2 separate regions of the Homo sapiens genome follow, and region 1 is linked to region 2. Evidence: read pairs that join two places in POLR2A ChIA-PET (ENCODE). Cell type or tissue: PC-9. All regions are shown on one strand. Each heading gives the region's core, and the rest is flanking DNA. Links, peaks and the distances in the headings are about the cores only. Region 1 holds the start of LOC105378647 (a long non-coding RNA gene). Region 2 overlaps AGO4 (argonaute RISC component 4).

What was found. ChIA-PET counts read pairs that join two places held together with the same protein. Peaks named below come from ENCODE experiments on the same cell type or tissue, not always from the same donor. Only the 100,000 strongest peaks of a DNase experiment are listed, where the experiment ranks them.
Region 1: POLR2A ChIA-PET joins it to region 2 with 22 read pairs; 3 of 35 experiments call an interaction of 5 or more read pairs at or near these places.

The regions. Positions count from the first base shown.
Region 1 is chr1:36,019,325-36,022,241 of GRCh38, reverse strand. All of the region lies in intron 11 of AGO3 (argonaute RISC catalytic component 3), which reads right to left. It overlaps LOC105378647 (a long non-coding RNA gene), which reads left to right and starts at 581. Exons shown (of 3, transcript XR_001737972.2): 1 at 581-2,917. In PC-9, for the core only: no CTCF peak of the experiment used is centred there; no DNase peak of the experiment used is centred there.
Region 2 is chr1:35,811,516-35,814,432 of GRCh38, reverse strand. The region is part of intron 1 of AGO4 (argonaute RISC component 4); the gene reads right to left. Among named protein-coding and RNA genes, the nearest start is that of AGO4, 5.0 kb to the right of the region's middle. In PC-9, for the core only: no CTCF peak of the experiment used is centred there; no DNase peak of the experiment used is centred there.

The DNA of each region.
Region 1 (2,917 bases), core at 91-2,590, 210 kb before region 2:
AGAAAAAAAGTTAGCAGAGCATAGTGGCAAGTCCCTGTGGTCCCAGCCACTTGGGAGGCTGACATAGGAGGATCACTTAAGCCTGAGAGGCTGAGGCGCAGTGAGCCATGGTCACGCCACTGCACTCCAGCCTGGGCAAAAGAGTGAGGCCCTATGTCAAAAAAAAAAAAAAAAAAAAAGGCCCCCAACTTAGTTTCATCCAAGGATGCGGATGCCTATTAATGTGCAGAAGCTTCTAATAAGATTTCAATATTTTTATTCCCTCTTTTAAAAGATTTTCTATAAAAGGCAAATAAAAAGCTTCAGTAACAGCAAAATATTTTTGTTCACCTTTTGAGTAAACTGCACAAAAAAAAAGAGAGAGGAAAGAAGGAGAGATAGATTCTGTATCATATTGTCTTTTTCAGGTCTGTTGACTAGAAAATTGAGTCTCCTCTCTATCAAATAATAAAGGTTTTGCTTTTAAAAAACCTTTTAATGATCACCTTGGCTAAATGAATGACTTATTTCACAGTGACCTGTGATCCTATTTGGGCCAAGTGTTTTCAATCTTTGACATATTGGACAAGCTTCCCCAAATCAAATTTCAAATTCAAAATTAAGTCTTTTTTTGACCTCAAATTAACTTTGGGATGTTACAGAGGTCCCCTACAACAGTCAAAAGAGATAATAAACAGGCTTATTTTATACGTAAAATTACATGAGAAACAGTGTCAAATAAGAAGTGATGTTTAAACTCCATCGAGTTATATTTTTATAAATATTAATATATATTCCAAAATTGTATAAGATTATGAAAATTCTCATGTATCTCAGTATATGTTATCAGACATAATTATGGTTATTACGTTAAACTATTGTAGGCCACAGAAATAACCAAATTTCCTTCTCAATTGTGTCTTTATGACCATTTAAAGTCATTTCCACAGTTAATTACTTAATTCTAAAGCAGTTTCTAATATTAGGTTGGTGCAAAAGTAATTGCGGTTTCTGCTGTTCAAAGTAATGGCGGCTGGGCGCAGTGGTTCACGCCTGTAATCCTAGCATTTTGGGAGGCTGAGGTGGGCAGATCACAAGGTCAGGAGTTCGAGACCAGCCTGGCCAACATGATGAAACCCCATCTCAACTAAAAATACAAAAAATTAGCCAGGCATGGTGGCACACACCTGTAATACCAGCTACTCGAGAGGCTGAGGCAGGAGAACTGCTTGACCCTGGGAGGCAGAGGTTGTAATGAGCCGAGATTGTGCCACTGCATTCCAGCCTGGGTGACAGAACGAGACTCCGTCTCTAAATAAATAAATAAATAAATAAAGTAATGGCAGGCTGGGTGCAAGTGGCTCACCCCTGTAATCCCAGCACTTTGGGAGGCCAAGGTTGGTAGACCACTTGAGGTCAGGAGTTCGAGACTAGTCTGGCCAACAAGGTGAAACCCATCTCTACTAAAAATACAAAAAAATTAGCAAGGCATGGTGGCATGCGCCTGTAGTCCCAGCTACTCGGGAATCTGAGGCAGGAGAATAGTTTCAACCAGGAAGGAGGAGGTTGCAGTGAGCCGAGATAGCACCACTGCACTCCAGCTTGGATGACAGAGCGAGATTCCGTCTCAATAAATAAATAAATAAATAAATAAATGTATGGCAGTTATTAAAAATAACTTCACAAGCAAATAAAATCCTATTTTGTCTTCAAGGAGGTTAATGGAAAAGATGAAATGGACCTTGGTAAGCACTCCTGAAGATAGGTTTCTGGTAACTTTAGGATCATATCGTTTGGACTGAGTAAGAATTACCAGAACCATATTGAAGAGACAGAGTGATATATAAAACTGCTAACTCAAGCAGCACAAGAATTAAATGAATACCAAGAAAATACTTGGCCAGATTTTCATGCTAACTCAGTCAGTACTGAAACTATTAAGATACATAATTTGAATGAACTCCATGGTCCAGGTCAAACTACCTATGATAACCCATCTAATAAACAGTGCTGTGCACCTCCATTGGAGAAAGAAAATTGCTATGTAAGAGGATACAATTCCAGTGTTAAGCATGGACTCATGGAGAGAGACTGGACAGCCGGCTGCCTGCTCCTTCCTGAGTCCTTAAAAATTCCATTACTAGAAGCTGTATTCCATGATTCATCAAGGAAGAGATAAAATGTATATACTGGCCGGGCATGGTGGCTCACACCTGTAATCCCAGCACTTTGGGAGGCCAAGGTGGGCTGATCACCTGAGGTCAGGAGTTTTAGACCACCTGGGCCAACACGGTGAAAGCCTGTCTCTACTTAAAAAATACAAAAAATTAGCTGGGTGTGGTGGCAGGTACTTGCAATCCCAGCTACTTGGGAGGCTGAGGCACAAGAATTGCTTGAACCCGGGAGGTGGAAGTTGCAGTGAGCCGAGATCGCACCACTGCACTCTAGCCTGGGTGACAGAGTGAGACTATGTCTCAAAACAAACAAACAAACAAACAAACACCTTACATATATATTGGTGTTGTGACTGTTCTAAATTGCTAAAATGGTTTATGACCAATGTATAGTTTGTCAAACCCATAATCTTGAGAAGACAACCAAAACTTCAGGTACCTTTCTGCTACATCTGAACACTTTACAGAGGGATTTCATTCAATTGTGATTTTCAGTGCATATTTTCTGGTTGTACAGGAGCTTTCTCATACAAGTGGGCTGATGCTATAACAGCAGCTAAAAGGTTATTAGGAAATGTGTTTCTCTCATAGAACATTGCTGAAGAAATCTCCAGTGATAGAGATACTTGCCTCACTGGACTGGCTGTAAAACAGTTAAATAAGGTATTACAGATATAAGAGCATTAGGCAAAACTAACTGAATAATCTGGATTGCCTTGGTCAAAGATGTTTCAGATTGATGACAAACAGATCCACTTCCATGG
Region 2 (2,917 bases), core at 319-2,818:
ATATACCTAATGTAAATGATGAGTTAATGGGTGCAGCACACCAACACGGCACATGTATACATATGTAACAAACCTGCACATTCTGCATATGTATCCTAAAGTATAATAAAAAAAATTTAAAAAAAAGAAATGAACCTCCTATTAATCTTCTCAATATCTAATGCAACAGCCATCATGTTATAAGAATTCAATAAATGTTGAACTGAACAGTATCAATAATCCCAGATAGAATCTAAACACAAAAATCATAATTATCTTTCTTTCTCTCTCCTTCCTTCCCTTCTGTCCTTCCTTCTTTCCTTCCTTCCTTCCTTTTTTCTCTCTCTCTTCTTTCTCTTTCTCTCTCTTTTTTTTTTTTGAGATGGAGTCTCACACTGTTGCCCAGGCTGGAGGGCAGTGGTGCGATCTCGGCTTACTGCAACCTCCGCCTCCCGGGTTCAAGAGATTCTCCTGCCTCAGCCTCCCAAGTAGCTGGAATTACAGGCACCCGCCACCATGCCCAGCTAATTTTTTGTATTTTTAGTAGAGACGGGGTTTCACTACATTGGCCAGGCTGGTCTCAAACTCCTGACCTTGTGATCCGCCCACCTTGCCCTCCCAAAGTGTCTCTCTTCTTCTTCCTTCTTCCTTCCTTCTTCCTTCTTCCTCTTCCTCTTCTTCTTCTTCTTCTTTTTTTCTTTTTTTGAGCCAGGGTCTTGCTCTGTTGCCCAGGCTGGAGTGCAGTGGGTCAATCATGGCTCACTGCAGCCTCGACCTCCTGGACTCAACTGATCCTCCCACCTCAGCCTCCAGAGTAACTGAGATACCACCCCAGCTAATTTTTGTATTTTTGGTAGAGACGAGGTTTGGGGTTTTGCCATGTTGCCTAGGCTGGTCTTGAACTCCTGGGGTCAAGCAATCTGCCCACCTAGGCCTCCCAAAGTGCTGGGATTACAGTCATGAGCCACCACGCCCAGCTGACAATTATTTTTCAATGAAGCAAAAGCACATAATTTATACTAAAAGTATTCTTTTTTTTTTTTTTGAGATGGAGTCTCGCTCTGTCACCCAGGCTGGAGTGCAGTGGCACAATCTTGGCTCACTGCAAGCTCTGCCTCCCGGGTTCACGCCATTCTCCTGCCTCAGCCTCCCCAGCAGCTGGGACTACAGGCGCATGCTGCCATGCCCGGCTAATTTTTTGTATTTTTAGTAGAGACAGGATTTCACCATCTTAGCCAGGATGGTCTTGATCTCCTGACCTTGTGATCTGCCTGCCTTGGCCTCCCAAAGTGCTGGGATTACAGGCGTGAGCCACTGCGCCCGGCCCACTAAAAGTATTCTTATTGCTTGGAGTTGAGTTCTACTTCTAGTGTACAAGAGGACCTATCAATACAATTGATAAGACAATTACAAACAAGGTAACAAGGTAAGAAGTAAATAGTAAATAATGTGAGAGGTGATAAACATACTGAATTAACCCAATTAAATCATAAAAATAAGTCAACTCTGCATATTTCAAGATACACTTAAGCAATCACTGTATCATTCATAAAGTTGTAAGAGGCCAGGCACAGTGGCTCATGCCTGTAATCCCAGCACTTTGGAAGGCTGAAGCGGGCAGATCACCTGAGGTCAGAAGTTTGAGACCAGCCTGGCAAACATGGCAAAACACCGTCTCTACTAAAAATACAAAAATTAGCTAGGTGTGGTGGTGGGCACCTGTAATCCCAGCTACTCGGGAGACTGAGGCAGGGGAATAGCTTGAACCTGGGAGGTGCAGGTTGCAGTGAGCCGAGATCATGCCACTGCAATCCAGCAAGGGTGACAGAATGAGACTTGTCTTAAAAAAAAAGAAAAAAAATGTTGTAAGAAATATAGCTTTATAATAGAAATTTGAAAACAGAAACTTGGATCAAATGACTTGCTTAAGGACATACGACTTTGAGTTTAAATACTAACTAGAATCCAAATCTCCTAACTCCTAGCCTAGCACTTTTTCTTCCCAATATACTTCATAATCTTGTGATATGTATTATTATCTGAAGTACTTGAATGTCAAAGAGGCAGAGGCAGAAGAATTGAAAGAAAAACGATTAAGAAGTGGCAAAAAGTAAATATTATTTGTATCTCCTTTCCTTGGCAAAGAGAAAAGTTAGATGGTGAGTGATAATTTCTTTTAATAAGCTTAGAAGATTTAGTTTGAAAATTATAACTTTTTTCATTCTGGAAGTTAATTTTTTTTTTCTTTTTTCTTTTTTTTTTAATTTGGGCTAAACAACAGAAATTTATTTGTACAGCTCTGAAGGCTGGGAAAAATCTGGTTTCTTTGAATTTAGCCAGCTATCTACTTAATGAAGCAATAAAGCACAGTGGCTAAAGCTCTGGAACCAAATTACCTAGGTTTAAATCCTGGTCTCACCACTCCCTAATTGCATGACGTTGGGCCAGTTTCTTGGCCTCTCTGCATCTCGGTTTCCTCATTTATAAAATGGGCATGTGTGTAATAATAATGGCATCTATCCCATGAGATGATGTATATTCAAGGTTTAACATAAAGGCTGGGTGCAGTGGCTCATGTCTGTAATTCCAGTACTTTGGGAGGCCGGGGCGGGTGGATCACAAGGTCAGGAGTTCAAGACCAGCCTGGCCAAGATGGTGAAACCCCGTCTCTACTAAAAATACAAAAATTAGCCAGGCGTGGTGGGTGCCTGTAATCCCAGCTACTCGGGAGGCTGAGGCAGAGAACTGCTTGAACCCGGGAGGTGGAGGCTGCAGTGAGCCGAGATGGCGCCACTGCACTCCAGCCTGGGCGACACAGCGAGACTCTGTCTCAAAAAACAACAACAACAAAAAACGTTTAACATAGTGCCTTGCAATAGTAAACGCTCAGTAAATGTTAGCTATTATAATTGCATTTGTAAACGTTATAATCATAGTT